Regions from separate parts of the Homo sapiens genome. Here region 2 is linked to region 1. Evidence: read pairs that join two places in POLR2A ChIA-PET (ENCODE). Cell type or tissue: K562. All regions are shown on one strand. Links, peaks and the distances in the headings refer to the core of each region. The heading gives the core; the rest is flanking DNA. Region 1 has its middle 12 kb from the start of MAPK1. Region 2 overlaps MAPK1 (mitogen-activated protein kinase 1).

What was found. ChIA-PET counts read pairs that join two places held together with the same protein. Peaks named below come from ENCODE experiments on the same cell type or tissue, not always from the same donor. Only the 100,000 strongest peaks of a DNase experiment are listed, where the experiment ranks them.
Region 2: POLR2A ChIA-PET joins it to region 1 with 5 read pairs; 15 of 35 experiments call an interaction of 5 or more read pairs at or near these places.

What each region holds. Positions count from the first base shown.
Region 1 is chr22:21,875,369-21,883,345 of GRCh38, forward strand. No RefSeq gene overlaps it. Among named protein-coding and RNA genes, the nearest start is that of MAPK1, 12 kb to the left of the region's middle. RefSeq lists an enhancer at 7,455-7,977. In K562, for the core only: no CTCF peak of the experiment used is centred there; no DNase peak of the experiment used is centred there; H3K27me3 peaks cover 1,158 bases.
Region 2 is chr22:21,821,657-21,829,633 of GRCh38, forward strand. The region is part of intron 1 of MAPK1 (mitogen-activated protein kinase 1); the gene reads right to left. Among named protein-coding and RNA genes, the nearest start is that of MAPK1, 42 kb to the right of the region's middle. In K562, for the core only: no CTCF peak of the experiment used is centred there; a DNase peak (open chromatin) is centred at 4,765.

The DNA of each region.
Region 1 (7,977 bases), core at 2,250-4,749:
AGTAGAGACAGGTGTTGCCCAGGCTGGTCTCGCACTCCTGAGCTCAGGCAATCCACCGCCTCAGCCTCCCAAAGTACTAGGATTACAGGCGTGAGCCACTGCACCCAGCCTGTCCCTCTCCTTCTTAAGTGGCTCCCCATCACACTCAGAGTGAGAGCTTTGCTGGCTACCTCTCCACCCTAATCTCCTCTTCTCTCCCTGACCCTTGCTTTCCACGCACCAGCCATGCTAATCTACCCTCAGTACTCTCGTGTCTTTTGGTTTTAGCATGTATCAGTCTCCCTCCCTGTAACATGTTGTCTCTGCGCTATTCCAGCATTGGTGGACATTTAAAACTACCACACTGTTATGGGATGATGCGTCTGACTGTTAATTTTCTCCAGAGAGCGCCTCTTGCCTAGTTCCATGGGCACTAAGCAACCTTATGATTAGAGTTTGGGTTCACTTGTGATTTTCTGATGGGGAAAGTTCCCTGACCAGAGGACAACCCCATTTGGGTCCTATGGCAATGACTGTTCATTCTAAGATGGGGTTTAGTCTCATCGGTCTCTACTGAGTCAGGTTAGCATGAGCCAGGCCCAGAGGGAACAATCATCTAGCTCCGACAACAACAAGTTTCTGGAAACACAGTGGAGAACTAGCCTCTGGAACATGGTAAGACAATAACTAAGCTACCATCTAAGCATAAGGCCGACTACCTGAATGTCTTTCTTACTGACTCAATACGGTGGCAATAATTCACAGATCTGCAGAATCTTAGAAAACAATGGACATCTACCCAGCATTGACTCCTCCTTCTGGTAGCAGCAACCTAGATTTTTTTTTTTTTGAGATGGAGTCTTGCTCTTGTCATCCACGCTGGAGTGCAATGGCACAATCTTGGCTCACTGCAACCTCCGCCTCCGGGGTTCAAGTGATTCTCCAGCCTCAGCCTCCAAAGTAGGTGGGATTACAGGCACTCACCACCATGCCCAGCTAATTTTTGTATTTTTAGTAGAGATGGGGTTTCACCACGTTGGCCAGGCTGGTCTCAAACTTCTGACCTCAGTTGAGCTGCCCACCTCGGCCTCCCAAAGTGCTGGGATTACAGGCATGAGCCACCATGCCTGGCCAACCCAGTTTTTATTTGGTGACCTGTCCCTTCTGCACTCATGTAGTTTGAAGGGCTGGCCTCATCCCCAAGTTCAAGAGAACCATGTGACCCAGGGCTCCCTAATCAGAACACAGACATTGGTTCAAAGGATGGGCATGTGACCTGATTCAAGCCAATGATATTCAGCTCAGACTTTTGCAGAAACTATTAGGAAAAAGGTGTTCCCTTTTTGCTGGGGTGGTGGGAAGTGAATGTGAGTCTGTGGCCAGACATGCCACGATGCAAGAAACACCCTCCGAGAGGAAGACAGAGATGAAGACAATTCCTTCCTGCTGCAGTTTGAGGCTGTATATAGCTAAGCCTGAACTTTAGGTTTCTGTCACTTAAAGCCATAAGAGTTCTGACTAATGCACTACCCAATTAACTCATTTTTCTGCAGAAATTGCTCAGAACTGTGCAATAAATTGTGAGACATGAATCAGAAACTCATGAATGATGAAATGAGAGAAAAGAACTGGCAATGAGCCTTGAAACTAGCTAAAGATAGAGAGATAACGGAATAAAAACACCACTCAGTAGAGACTGATACTGATAAGTTGAAATAATTGTTGCTATGGTAACAAACAAAATGCAAAATAAAAAGTTGAGAACGAAGATCTTTAAAAATAGGGTTTTAAACCTGAGATTATGCAGTGGAAACCAGGGGAGAAGAAAGAGGATAGAAAAGCCAGAGACTATGTCTTTGTTTTATGTAACATGAGGATAAAAGTTATTTAAAAAAATATATAAGTTCATATAATTTTTCAGTGTAAAAAGCCTTATGTATACCTTATAATTCATTACATGAGACGAAAGGAACAACGTAATTCATACAGCAAAAATCAAGAGTCTTAGGAAGTATACTAGATACTTTCCTCACATTTGTAAATTAAAAAAAGAAATGGCAAGAAATTATAAACAAGAATATCAAAACACCAGAAAATTAGAAAATTAGATGAGCAAAGGTTAGATTACGTATAACAAGCCAAATGTAAACAAGTAAAAATGTAAACTTCTAAAATTACTATTTAAAATATTAAAACTTCAGATCACATCAAAAAGCAAACTGAATATATACTGTTGTTTAAAAAGATATGCCTATTTATGTGTGTGTATATATATAGTATGTATATGCATATATATACATATTAGTAGTATGTATACTAATAATATATATAATATAAAAAGGCTTTGTTACTGGACATGGTGGCTCACACCTGTAATCCCACTGCTTTGAGAGGCTGAGGTGGGAGGATTACTTGAGGCCAGGAGTTCAAGACCAGCCAGGTCAACATAGCAAGACTCTGTCTCTACAAAAATAAAAATTAAAAAATTAACTGAGTGTGGTGGTACACACTTGTAGTTCCAGCTATCCAGGAGGCTGAGGCAGGAGAATCCCTTAAGCTCAGGAGTTAGAGGCTGCGGTAAGCTATGATCACATCACTGCACTCCAGCCTGGCCAACAGAGCAAAATCCTGTCTCAAAAAAAAAAAAAGGCATTGTGAAACTAAAGGCACCAAATAACATAACAACACAAAACAAGAAGCAGAGCCGGGTGTGGTGGCACATACCTATCGTCCCAGCTACTCAGGAGACAGAGGCTGGAGGATCACTTAAGACTATTAAGACTGGAAGTTTGAAGCTGTAGTGCCATATGATCATGCTTGTGAATATGCACTGCATTCCAGCCTGGGCAACATAACAAGATCTTGTCTCTTTAAAAAAAAAAAAAAGTCGGCCGGGCGCGGTGGCTCACGCCTGTAATCCCAGCACTTTGGGAGGCCGAGGCGGGTGGATCATGAGGTCAGTAGATCGAGACCATCCTGGCTAACAAGGTGAAACCCCGTCTCTACTAAAAAAATACAAAAAATTAGCCGGGCGCGGTGGCGGGCGCCTGTAGTCCCAGCTACTCGGGAGGCTGAGGCAGGAGAATGGCGTGAACCCGGGAAGCGGAGCTTGCAGTGAGCCGAGATTGCGCCACTGCAGTCCGCAGTCCGGCCTGGGCGACAGAGCGAGACTCCGTCTCAAAAAAAAAAAAAAAAAGTCTATAGGAACACAGCTAATAGAAACACAGTTATAGGCTGGGCTCAGAGGCTCACACCTGTAATCCCAGTGTTTTGGGAGGCCAAAGCAGGAGGATTTCTTGAGGCCAGGAGTTACAGATCATCCTGGGCAATGTAGCGAAGCCCCTCTCTAAAAAAAAAAAGTTTTAAAAATTAGTCACGTGTGGTGGCATGCATCTGCAGTCCTATCTACTTGGGAGACTGACATGGAAGGATGGCTTGAGCTCAGGAGTTTGAGGCTGCAGTGAACTATAATTATAGTAAAATATGATATACCATTATCAGACTGTGACATATAAACAAAAATAAAGATGAGCTAAACAGCAGAATTAGTAAGGTATAAAAACTTACGCTGTGTCCTCCACCTACATAAAATACATCACCACCACTCCCAGTATCTCTGGAACATTGACAACAACTTATCCTTTACTGGACCACAAAATTTGTTTGTTTGTTTTTTTTTTTTTTTGAGATGTAGTTTCGCTCTGTTGCCCAGGCTGGAGTGCAGTGGCACGGTCTCAGCTCACTGCAACCTCCATCTCCCTGGTTCAAGCAATTCTCCTGCCTCAGCTTCCCAAGTAGCTGTGATCACAGGCACCCACTGCCACGCCCTAAGTTTTGTATTTTTAGTAGAGACTGGGTTTCACCATGTTTGCCAGGCTGGTCTCCAACTCCAGCCCTCAGGTGATCTGCCCACCTCGGCCTCCCAAAGTGCTGGGATTACAGGCATGAGCTACCACACCTGGCCCACAAAATTTTTTAATAAATCCAAATAAGCAAAAATTGTTGAGGTCAAATCCTCTGATCACAGCACAGTTTAACAAATGAACAATCATACGAAGTTTAAAATTAACAAACATCCTACTAAGTGCTTTATTAGAACATTAGCAGACATTCTACTAAGATTTCAGTCAGATGGCCGGACGCGGTGGCTTACACCTGTAATCCCAGCACTTTGGGAGGCCGAGGAGGGCGGATCAACTGAAGTCAGGAGTTTGGAGACCAGCCTGGCCAACATGGTGAAACCCTGTCTCTACTAAAAATACAAAAATTAGCTGGGCGTGGTGGTGCATGCCTGTAATCCCAGCTACTTGGAGGAGGCTGAGCGAGGAGAATCACTTGAACCTGGGAGGCAGAGGTTGCAGTGAGCCGAAATCGCGTCATTGCTCTCCAGCCTGGGCGACGAGTGAGACTCCATTTAAAAAAAAAAAAAGGTTTCAGTCGGGAAGCCAGGTGCAGTGGCTAGCACCTATAATCCCAGCACTTTGGGAGGCTGAGGCAGGTGGATCACTTGAGGTCAGCAGTTCAAGACCAGCCTGGCCAACATGGTGAAACCCAAATTAGCCAGGCGTGGTGGCAGGTGCCTGTAATCCCAGCTACTTGGAAGGCTGAGGCAGGAGAATCACTTGAGCCCAGGAGGCAAAGGTTGCAGTGAGCCGAAATTGGGCCGTTGCACTCCATCTTGGGCGAGTGAGACTCTGTCTCTCAAAAAAAAAAAAAAGGTTTCAACCAGAAAGGAAATAATACAGTAACAGGCCAGGAGCATGATGGCTAACACCCGCAATCTCAGCCCTTTAGGAAGCAGAGGTGAGAAAATTGCCTGAGGCCAGGAGTTTGAGACCAGCCTGGGCAACAAAGTGAGACCCTGTCTCTAAAAAAATTCAAAAAATAGGCCGGGCACGGTGACTAATGCCTGTAATCCCAGCACTTTGGGAGGCTGTGGTGGGCGGATCACGAGGTCAAGAGATCGAGACCATCCTGGCCAACATGGCAAAACCCCGTCTCTACTCTAAATACAAAAATTAGCTGGGCATAGTGGCGTGCGCCTGTAGTCCCAGCTATTCAGGAGGCTGAGGCAGAATTGCTTGAAACCAGGAGGCGGAGGTTGCAGTGAGCCAAGATCATGCCACTGCACTCCAGCCTGGCAACAGAGAGAGACACCATCTCAAAAAGAAAAAAAACAGAAAAAATTTTTTAAAAAAATTAGCTGACTGTGGTGGTGCATGCCTATAGTCCCAGCTGCTCGGGAGGCTGAGGGTGGAGGATCCCTGGAGCCTGGGAGTTCCAAGTTACAGTGAGCTATGATTGAGGCTCACTGCATCCTCAACCTCCTGGGCTCAAGCCATCCTCCTACCTCAGTCTCCCAAGTAGCTGGGACTACAGGTGTGTGCCACCATGCCCAGCTCATTTTTTTATTGTTTGTAGAGACAAGATCTTGGTATGTTGCCCAGGCTGGTCTCAAACTCCTAGGCTCAAGCAATCCTGCCTTGGTCTCCCAAAGTGCTGGGATTATAGGTGTGAGTCACTGTTCCCAGCCGAGACACTGTCTCATAAAAAGAAAAGAAAAGAAAAAAAAAAAAAAGGCTGGGTGCAGTGGTTCACACCTGTAATCCCAGCACTTTGGGAGGCAGAGGCAGGCAGATCACCTGAGGTCAGGAGTTTGAGACCAGCCTGACCAACATGGCAAAACGCTGTCCCTACTAAAAACACTAAAAATTAGCTGGGCGTGGTGGCAGGCACCTGTAATCGCAGCTACATGGGAGGCTGAGGCAGGGAGAATTGCCTGCACCTGGGAGGCAGAGGTTGCAGTGAGCTGAGATCATGCCACTGCACTCCAGCCTCGGCAACAGAGCAACACTTTAAAAAAAAAAAAAAAGAAGAAGAAGAAAGAAGGAGAGATAGAGAAAAGCAAAGAGGAGAAGAGAAAAGAAAGAAAAGAAAAGAGAGAGGCTGGGCATGGTGGCTCATGCCAGTAACCACAGCACTTTGGGAGGCCAAGGTGGGCGGATCACGAGGTCAGGAGATCAAGACCATCCTGGCTAACATGGTGAAACCTTGTCTCTACTTAAAATACAAAAACATTAGCCGGGCGTGGTGGCGGGCGCCTGTAGTCCCAGCTACTTAGGAGGCTGAGGCAGGAGAATGGCATGAACCCAGGAGGCGGAGCATGCAATGAGCCGAGGTCGTGCCACTGTACTCCAGCCTGGGTGACAGAGCGAGACTCCGTCTCAAAAGAGAGAGAGAGAGGGAGGGAGGGAGAGAGAGAGAGAAAAAAAAAAGAGAGATGCAGTAACACTCTTTGGAAAATCATGAAAATAATACAACTACTACTACAAACTTGGAAGACAATTCCTTTAATATTAGGCTGGGGTGGCCCCTGGCATTGATATTATATAACATTGCTTTGGCCCAAATAAGAGCAGCTGCCTTTTATCTCCTTTTCGGGGTTCCTCTTATCTGCCCATTCCTTAAATTCTAGTGTGTCCTCCCCTTACCAGTTAGAATCTTTCAGCTGTAAGTCCAAAAAGCCCTAAGTCAAACACGAACAGGACCAGGGTGAGCTGAGTGAGGCACCTGGGGTGTACATTTAAGGAGATGCTCACTCTCAGGGTTGGCAAGTGTAGCATCAGCATCCGAGAGTGAGCACCTCCTTCAATATTCTGTCCTAGGTGCTCAACTAGGACACAACTTTGGTTCTGGCCAAACTCAGTTGGTACAAACAGTAAAGGCACATGCTTTCTCATCTAACACAGGTAGGGGTCTGACTCCTCTTCTCTGCTCTTTTTGAGGCACTGCCCTCCTCTCTGTGTTGGCATTATCCTCAAGCAAGTCGGGAGGTGGCTGTAGTGGATCCAGACAGCACGTGGTACCACACTATTCAAAGGCAGAAAGGGACTGTCCCTCTGGGAGCCTCCTCAGGAGTAAGAAGCCCCCCAGCAGCAGCAGTCTTCCCCTCATGCTTCACTGGCATGCTAGGTTGCATGCCCACCCTATCTAATCACCATTTCTACTTATAGTATTTTCTAGTTTTTTTTGTTTTTTGTTTTTTGTTTTTTTTGAGAGGGAGTCTTGCACTGTCACCCAGGCTGGAGTGCAATGGCGTGATCTCAGCTCACTGCAACCTCTGCCTCCCAGGTTCAAGCAATTATCCTGCCTCAGCCTCCTGAGTAGCTGGGATTACAGGTGCCTGTCACCATGTCTGGCTAATTTTTGTACTTTTAGTAGAGTCAGGGTTTCGCCATGTTGGCCAGGCTGTTCTTGAACTCCTGACCTCAGGTGATCCACCTGCCTCAGCCTCCCAAGTATTGGGATTACAGGCGTGAGCCACCGTGCCCGGTCGAGAACTGTTCTTAATTTAAAAAAATGAATTAACTTACAGTAAAACTGACTTTTAAAATGTACACAGTAGTAGTTCTATTAGTCTTTTGGTTTTTGGTTTGTGTTTTTTTTGAGGCAGAGTCTCACTCTGTTGCCCAAGCTGGAGTGCAGTGGCATGATCATGGCTCACTTCAGCCTTGACCTCCTAAGCTCAAGGGATTCTCTCACCTCAGCCTCCCTAGTAGCTAGGACTATAGGCATGTAACACCATGTCCAGCTAATTTTTTTTTTTTTTTATTGATCATTCTTGGGTGTTTCTCGCAGAGGGGGATTTGGCAGGGTCACAGGACAATAGTGGAGGGAAGGTCAGCAGATAAACAAGTGAACAAAGGTCTCTGGTTTTCCTAGGCAGAGGACCCCGCGGCCTTCCGCAGTGTTTGTGTCCCTGGGTACTTGAGATTAGGGAGTGGTGATGACTCTTAACGAGCATGCTGCTTTCAAGCGTCTGTTTAACAAAGCACATCTTGCACCGCCCTTAATCCATTTAACCCTGAGTGGACACAGCACATGTTTCAGAGAGCACAGGGTTGGGGGTAAGGTCACAGATCAACAGGATCCCAAGGCAGAAGAATTTTTCTTAGTACAGAACAAAATGAAAAGTCTCCCATGTCTACCTCTTTCTAC
Region 2 (7,977 bases), core at 3,430-5,929, 53 kb before region 1:
GCACGGAAGGCTGGGTACCAGGTGCTGGATAGTTCAATATGGCTGGAGTTTACACCTGTCCAGGGGAAGAACAAAAGGTGATGTTACTAAAAAGCTGAGAAATCTGTACTTTACTTCAATAACAGAAGATGAAGAGTCTGGATGTGGTGGCTCATGCCTGTAATCCCAGCACTTTGGGAGGCTGAGGCAGGTGGACCACCTGAGGTCAGGAGTTCAAGACCAGCCTGGCCAACATGGTGAAACCCTGTATCTACTAAAAACACAAAAATTAGGCATGGTTGTGCGTGCCTGTAATCCCAGCTACTTGGGAGGCTGAGGCAGGAGCATCACTTGAACCCAGAAGGCGGTGGCTGCAGTGAGCCAAGATCATGCCATTGCACTCCAGCCTGGGTGACAGAGTGAGACTCTGTCTCAGGGAAGGCAGGGGAGGGGAGGGGAGGGGAAGGGAATCAGAAACACAGGTATAGAACTGACTGAAGGCCAGGCGTGGTGGCTCACGCCTGTAATCCCAAGCACTTTGGGAGGCTAAGGCAGGTGGATCACCTGGAGTCAGGAGTTTAAGACCAGCATGACCAACATGGTGAAACCCTGTCTCTACCAAAAATACAAAAATTAGCCAGGCACGTAGTGGCAGGCTCCTGTAATTCTAGCTACCTGGGAGGCTGAGGCAGAAGAACTGCTTGAACCCAGGAGGTGGAGGGTGCAGTGAACCGAGATCGTGCCACTGCACTCCAGCCTGGGCGACAGAGCAAAACTCCATTTCAAAAAGGAAAAAAAAAGAAAAAAAAAACTGACTAAAGAGGCTAAAACTAGACATAGGGAGACCAGTTATAATTCTTGAAATATCTATACCCATCAACACTTTGAAATTACAGTGCTTGTTAGACCTGCTGCCTGATCTTGCTATTTACGGCATTAGTAAAGAAGCACATATAAAGACTTCTTAATTTTTCAAAAGTGGTATTTCAGCATAACTGATTCCCTTTGTAATCTCACATTTTATTTTATTCATTTAAAATATTAATCTGAAAAGGAGCCACAAGTTTCACCAACTGCCTAAAGGATTCACGTCATTAAAAAAAAAAAAAAAAGATGAGAACTCTTGTTATAAGGGCAATTTATAGATTCAGTGGAAATGGCAGAGACAGGAAACTAGTACAGAAGTTTGTATTCAAGAGAAAAAAAACGTCAGTTTGGGATCGTAAAGGATGTGCATCAAATAACTTTAAAAACATTTGAATGTTAAAGTTAATTTTATTTATCAAATAATCACCTACATTATGTTAAGCACTGTGGATAAAGCAGTAAAAATATAAAGCTCTCTGCCCTCATAAACTATGAGAGGAGATAGACATAGAGGCTGGGTGCAGTGGCTCATGCCTGTAATCCCAGCACTTTGGGAGGCTGCGGCGGGTGGATCACCTGAGGTCAGGAGTTTGAGACCTGCCTGATCAATATGGTGAAACTCCATCTCTACTGAAAATACAAAAATTAGTTGGGCGTGGTGCCGTGCCATCTGTAGTCCCAGCTACTCGGGAGGCTGAGACAGGAGAATCGCTTGAACCCGGGAGGCAGAGGTTGCAGTGAGCTGAGATCGCGCCACTGCACTCCAGCCTGGGTGACAGAGGGAGACTCCATCACAAAAAAAAAATAAGAGAGAGAGACATAGGTATTAATAAACATATTTGTCATAAACATGACTACATTATAAATTATGATAATTGCTAAGGAAAATGCAAGTTATATAATTAATGTTATTAAGGATAACTAGAAAACTTAGTTTAAATTAGAAGCTTACGGAAGACTCTTCTTCTCTAAAGAAATTAGGGAAGGCATTTAAACAGAGAACTGAAGGATAAGCCGGAATTAGCCAGGTTGCTGGGTGGCAAAGGCAGCAAGTATTCTACAAGCAGGGAGAGGGTAGACCAGAAGTAGACCAGAAGTAGACCAGAAGCCCTAAGAAGACCACTGTGGCTACAGTGTACCAGAGAGAGCGTGGCTCACGATGAGGCAGAAGAAATGCGCAGTGACCCAGCAGTTATGCTAAGGATTTATCTTTTAAGTGTCCTTTCACTTTAAACTGGGGAATAAAAGTATCCAACTTATATTTTGTAAATGATCTTACCAAATAAGAGAAAAACTGAACTGTAAAAAGGAAAAAGTGGCTGGGGGCAGTGGCTCATGCCTGTAATCCCAGTGCTTTAGGAGGCCAAGGCAGGTGGACTGCTTGAACCCAGAAGTTCGAGATCAGGTTGGGTAACATAGTGAGATCCTGTCTCTATTTTAAAAAAAGAAAATAAAAATAAAAAAAGGAAAAAGTTAAAAAAAAAAAAAAAGGAAACCGTTCCAAGCACTGCCATAATACCAGCAAGAGGTGACTGACAGTGGCGTGGACTAAGCAACAAGGATGTAATTGGCATGTTAAGCAGGTCAGTTCAGTGTTCAGTGTGAAACCATACCACCCACTGCAGGACATCTAGCAACCCAGACCCAAGGTCACTATCAATCCAGCAGCACTCTCAAGTCAGTAAAATAATAATTTAAAAAAAAAAAAAAAACACCCACCACATCTCTGAAGGGAGTAGTAAAGTCCTTGGAATGCGTAAGAGCAGTGACAGTGGAAATGGAAAGAGACAGCCAAGACTGAAAGGGAAAGGCTGCTGAGTGGGATCCACGAATGAGATGGTGAGCAGAGCAGGCCAGATAAGATCATCAAGGTCAAAAATGAATTGTGCAGAGAGGAGAAAAAATTTGCAATATGTAGGACTTGTATTTAGCATACATAAAGAACTCTTAAAACTTCAAAACAAGACTACAAACAACCCAATATTACAAATAGGCAAAAGAATAAACACTTCCTTTGTGACAACAAATATGAAAATATGACTGATGAGTCATAAAGGAAATGTAAATTAAAACCAAATACCCATTAGAATAGCTAAAATAACTGACCAATACCAAGTGTTGGTGAGGATGCAGCAAAGTTGAAACTCTCATATACAGATGTCTGTAGGAGCTTTATTCCTAACAGCCCTAAACTGTGTACGACCCAAATGTTAATTAACAAGCAAAGGGTAAACAAACTGTGGTACATCCATACAACAGGACAGTACTCAGCAATAAAAGGAATTACTACTAATCCATGCAACAAGGACAAATCTGAAAAACACTATGCTAAATGAAAGAAGCCAAACACAAAGAGAACAAACTTTTAAATCCCATTTATATGAGATTCTAGAAAAGCTGAAGCTAATCTATAGTGATAGGAAGCCGTGGCTGGGTGCAGTGGCTCACACCTGTAATCCTATGACTTTGGGAGGCTGAGGTGGGTGGATGACGAGGTCAGGAGTTTGAGACCAGCTTGGCCAACAAGGTGAAACCCCATCTCTAGTAAAAATACAAAAATTAGCTGGGCGTGGTGGTGTGCACCTGTAATCCCAGCTAGTCAGGAGGCTGAGGCAGGAGAATCGGTTGAACCTGAGAGACAGGAGGTTGCAATGAGCCGAGATCGCGCCATTGCACTCCAGCCTGGGTGACAGAGCTGGACTCTGTCTCAAAAACAAAAGGAAAGAAAGCCGTGCTTGCCTGAGGCACAAACTGACTGCAAAGGTACCCAAGAAAGCTTTTTGAAGTGATGTAAATATTCTGTATCTTTATTGTGGTGGCAGTTACACAACTACATACATTTGTCAAGATTTCACTGAACAGTACACATAAAAAGATACATTTTATTGCATATAAATTATATCTCAAAAGGTGATTTTTTAAAAATTTAGCTGTGCTACAAAATTAAGGGGTTGATTCTCTTTCATGGTTCATAAGCTCATATTCAAGGAAATTCCAAGGGAAATGTTCCAAACAGGTTTTAAGTAATGACAGTATCATTAGAATAAATGCCCAGCCTTCCACAATCATTTCAAAGGCTTTGACATAAAATTTCTAATATTTTTAGGTTTTCTTCCCATCCTCTTCATCCCCTGTCATTATAGTCATGTCTCATAGCAGAGGCTCAATATTTGTGGATAATATATCCACCTTATTTAGACAAACGTTATTATCATGCACAAGCACCATATACTGTAGCAACTAAAATGCTACCTAACAACTGTGAATGGGTTATTTTTAGGGAAAGCTATTAAGCTGTTCTCTAAGCCACCCATTTTGGTGAACTTTAATTATCTGAACACGAAACTACAGCACTCTGTTTCACAGATAAAAATTATCTTGTCTTCAGATGCTAAGTAAGTTAGACTGAGCCAAACTCATGTTCCAAAAATAAATAGGTAGATAATACTAATGATTGCTTTAAAAGAAAATGTATTCCTTACTTTAGCTTGGTTCTCTGACAATTCACTAACCAAGAAAAACAGTGCAAAGGTTTTTTTTTTTCAGATGCTGCAAACCATTAAGTGAACTATTAAAAGCTAGCCTAAGGTTATTTAAGCAATAAAACCAGTAATAGCAAATGCTTAGCATTTATTCATAATTTTTTATTATTTTAAGAGCCAATGTTCCAATGTACTATAGGTACCATGGCTTAAAATCTAGTCATTAACAAGTATGCAACTTCTCTAGAAAAGGTGCTCTGGAGAGCCCAGAGCTTGAACAAGTTTTGTTGGTTACATATGCATTTGTCAATTTCTTCAGTAATAAAACAGACTAAAAGACCCAGAAAAGGTTTCAATTCTGGTCCTATCCCTCACTAGCTGAGAGACACTGGCTGAATTACTTAGTATCTCTGAGTAATCACTTGCTTGGCTAGAAAATGAGGAAAGCCCGGGGATTGTGAAGATTAGAAAAAGCAGATGCAGCCTAAAAGATAGTAGGCCTTCAAAAAAAAGTTGTATGGTCTTTTAAAAATTATTTTACTTGGCCGGGCGCGGTGGCTCACGCCTGTAATACCAGCACTTTAGGAGGCCGAGGCAGGAGGATCACGAGGTCAGGAGATCGAGACCATCCTGGCTGACACGGTGAAGCCCCGTCTCTACTAAAAATACAAAAAATTAGCTGGGCATGGTGGCAGGCGCCTGTGGTCCCAGCTATTTGGGAGGCTGAGGCAGGAGAATGGCATGAACCCGGGAGGTGGAGGTTGCAGTGAGCTGAGATTACGCTACTGAACTCCAGCCTGGGCGACAGAGCGAGACTCCGTCTCAAAAAAAAAAAAAATTATTTTACTTATTATTATTCATTACATTTATCATGTGATACCCTAAAAAGGAAGTAACATCAGAAAAGAACACTGGGCTTCAAATCAGGAGGTCTGAGTTTTAGTCCTAACTCAGCTATGCCCTACATATATGCTTTGATAATGCTGGCCAAGTTACAAAAAGAAGATTCCATTATTTCATGTTCAGGCTACATCCAAACATAAGCAGCACAAAATAAAAAATATGGATAAAGAGACACACTCAGTTATACAGGTGTATGCGCAGACACTGACATAGATGAAGACTTGTAGTGACTTATATTCAGAAAAGTTTCCACAAATTTTTGGTGAACTGTGGTACCCAAATTATTAAAGTATGAAAAACATTTCTCTCTTCATGAATGGGAAAAATGTCTATTTTACTTGATCTAAGATATACTACCAGGATTTAGTACTGCGACTATCCATCATCTTAAAAATCCATAACCAAGCAGCTCTGTTTTACTTAAAGCATGCTAGGGTAGCCCAAAGTGAGACTTGGTAACAGATACTATCTAATGCAAAGCAGTTACTGCTTAGAAGTGTTCTGAACTTGCCATGAGAAAGAAAGGGAGACCCTGATGAAATAGATGGAGTATCCACTTCTTGATCATTTCCCTACATTTCCTTTCTCCTCATTTATTTCCTCCCACTTTCACTGGAAAAGAACTTTACAATGGTCTGGGTGAGGCTAGCTGGCAGTGAGTTATGACAACAGCTAGAAGTAGTATCAACACAAACCAAGAGCATTAAGTGACCCCTGAGGTAGAGTGAGAAAATAAGGAAGGACTACATTTAATCATAATGATCATAGTCACTAGCACAGTGCTAAGAACTTAAGAAAAATCCTTATATATTATCTTCACCACAACCCTATGAAACATAACCCCTACTTTATAGATGAAGAAACTGAGGCAGAGTGGAGGGTCAACTAACGTGTCCATGATTACATACCTAGTAGTTAACAGAACTGAGATTCAAATCCAGGTGTGCTGACCCCCAAAACCCATGTTCTGAACCATGACACTTTATATAGGCCAACAGTCCTTGGCCACAGGCTCTTGTGGTGATCAACCAAGTTCAGGTTCATCATTGAGCCAGATTCAGACAGGTCAACTGAAAAGAAGCTGAAGAAGGCAGGCAGTAAGGACAAGAAAAATAATCATAATGATCATGATATAGAAAATGTACTGCTTCCCAAAGTAGCCTATCCATTTGGAAGGTTCTGGCTATTTAGATCTATTTCCTCAGGATAAGTCAAAACCTGTCTTTCCTGAAATAAGGTGAGTATGTGCTGTAAATGAGGTGTGGGAGTATGGGAGAGCAGGCTGGAAGGCAGAAGATGTGAAGGCAAACCAGGCACAGGGAAGGTGAGAAAGGGACCCGAACGGGGACAAGTTAAAAGAAAACATTGAAGACTCAGCAGAAAGAATCCAGAGATGTTTAGTGCTGCCAATCATGACAATTAAGTGACTTTCTCCAGTATGTATCAGCAGTCTGAGCAAGATCAGACAAAATAAACAGTAGGGTTCCTATAGAGTGGGAGTGGAGAGATCAGGAGAACTGAGAATCTGGTCAGAGTGGGGAGGTCAGCAGACAGAATCCAGAGCGAGGCCAGAGAGGACCAGCACACCGGGAAAACACAAAGGTGAGGGTCTCAAGCCAGGGGTCGTCAGGGAGAGAGGGCAGGATAGGGAGCCATGGTCTAGAAAAGAGGATGATCTACTTTGTCATGGTGACCCTGGCATGCTTTTGTAAGCTGTACCCCAACGAGTCAAGTCAAAGGAAGAGAGGCTCAGATGACCACCTCCGTCACTGAAATGTAAGAGTGAAGAAATGCAAATATTTTCTGAACTGCCTCACTTTTGGAAATATTAAACACCTGTCTCAGAAATCTGGAAAATGACTAAGATGGGGAAAATGTTTAAACTTGCAGTATCCAGTATTATTATCTAAACTGAAAAGAACTGCCTGCACAACTAAGCAGGTGGTGAGATGTTACATAACAGATGCTAAACTAGGTAAAGTGGAAAAATGTAATACATAATTATAACTTTAAAATGCCAGTAAGAAAATCTTCAGTCAGCTCTGGAAAACTAATTTTACTTCTTTTCATGAAAAAGTTGCAGTTAGTTTCTTTTGCAACCTGTCATGATAGAAGAGGAATTGCAGAAGGAAAGGAAGACCCTAAACAAAACTGATAATCATTCATCTGTATGTGTTTTAAAACATATGCAGGTAGTTTTCATATATGGCTGGTGGGAATGCAAACTGTACAACTCTTCTGGAGGGGAACTGGGCAATACCTAACAAAATTATATATGTGTACATCTTTTAACCCAGCAATCCTACTTCTAAGAATCTACTCTGAAGGTACACCTCCAATGATATGAAAAAACATATGTACAAGATTATCCACAGTAGCACTATTTGTAATTGCAAAATACTGGAAACAATCTAAATGCCCACACATTGGAGGAGACTGAAGACACTATGTTATATCCACATGGAGTACTATGCAGCAGTAAAAATGAATGAAAATCATTCTAAGATGTCTAAGAACAGACACAGAATGAATTCCAAGATATATTGTTAAGTGAAAAAACCAAAGTACAAGATTTAGACTATGCTATCCTTCATATAAGAAATGGGCAATAAGAACATATACATATATCTGCTTATTTGTACAAAAGAAATACAGGAAGGATAAACCAGAAACTAAAGAGATCAGCTACCTACAGGGGATAGGTGGGAAAGGGATAAAACGAAATGGGAATGGATGGTAGGGATAA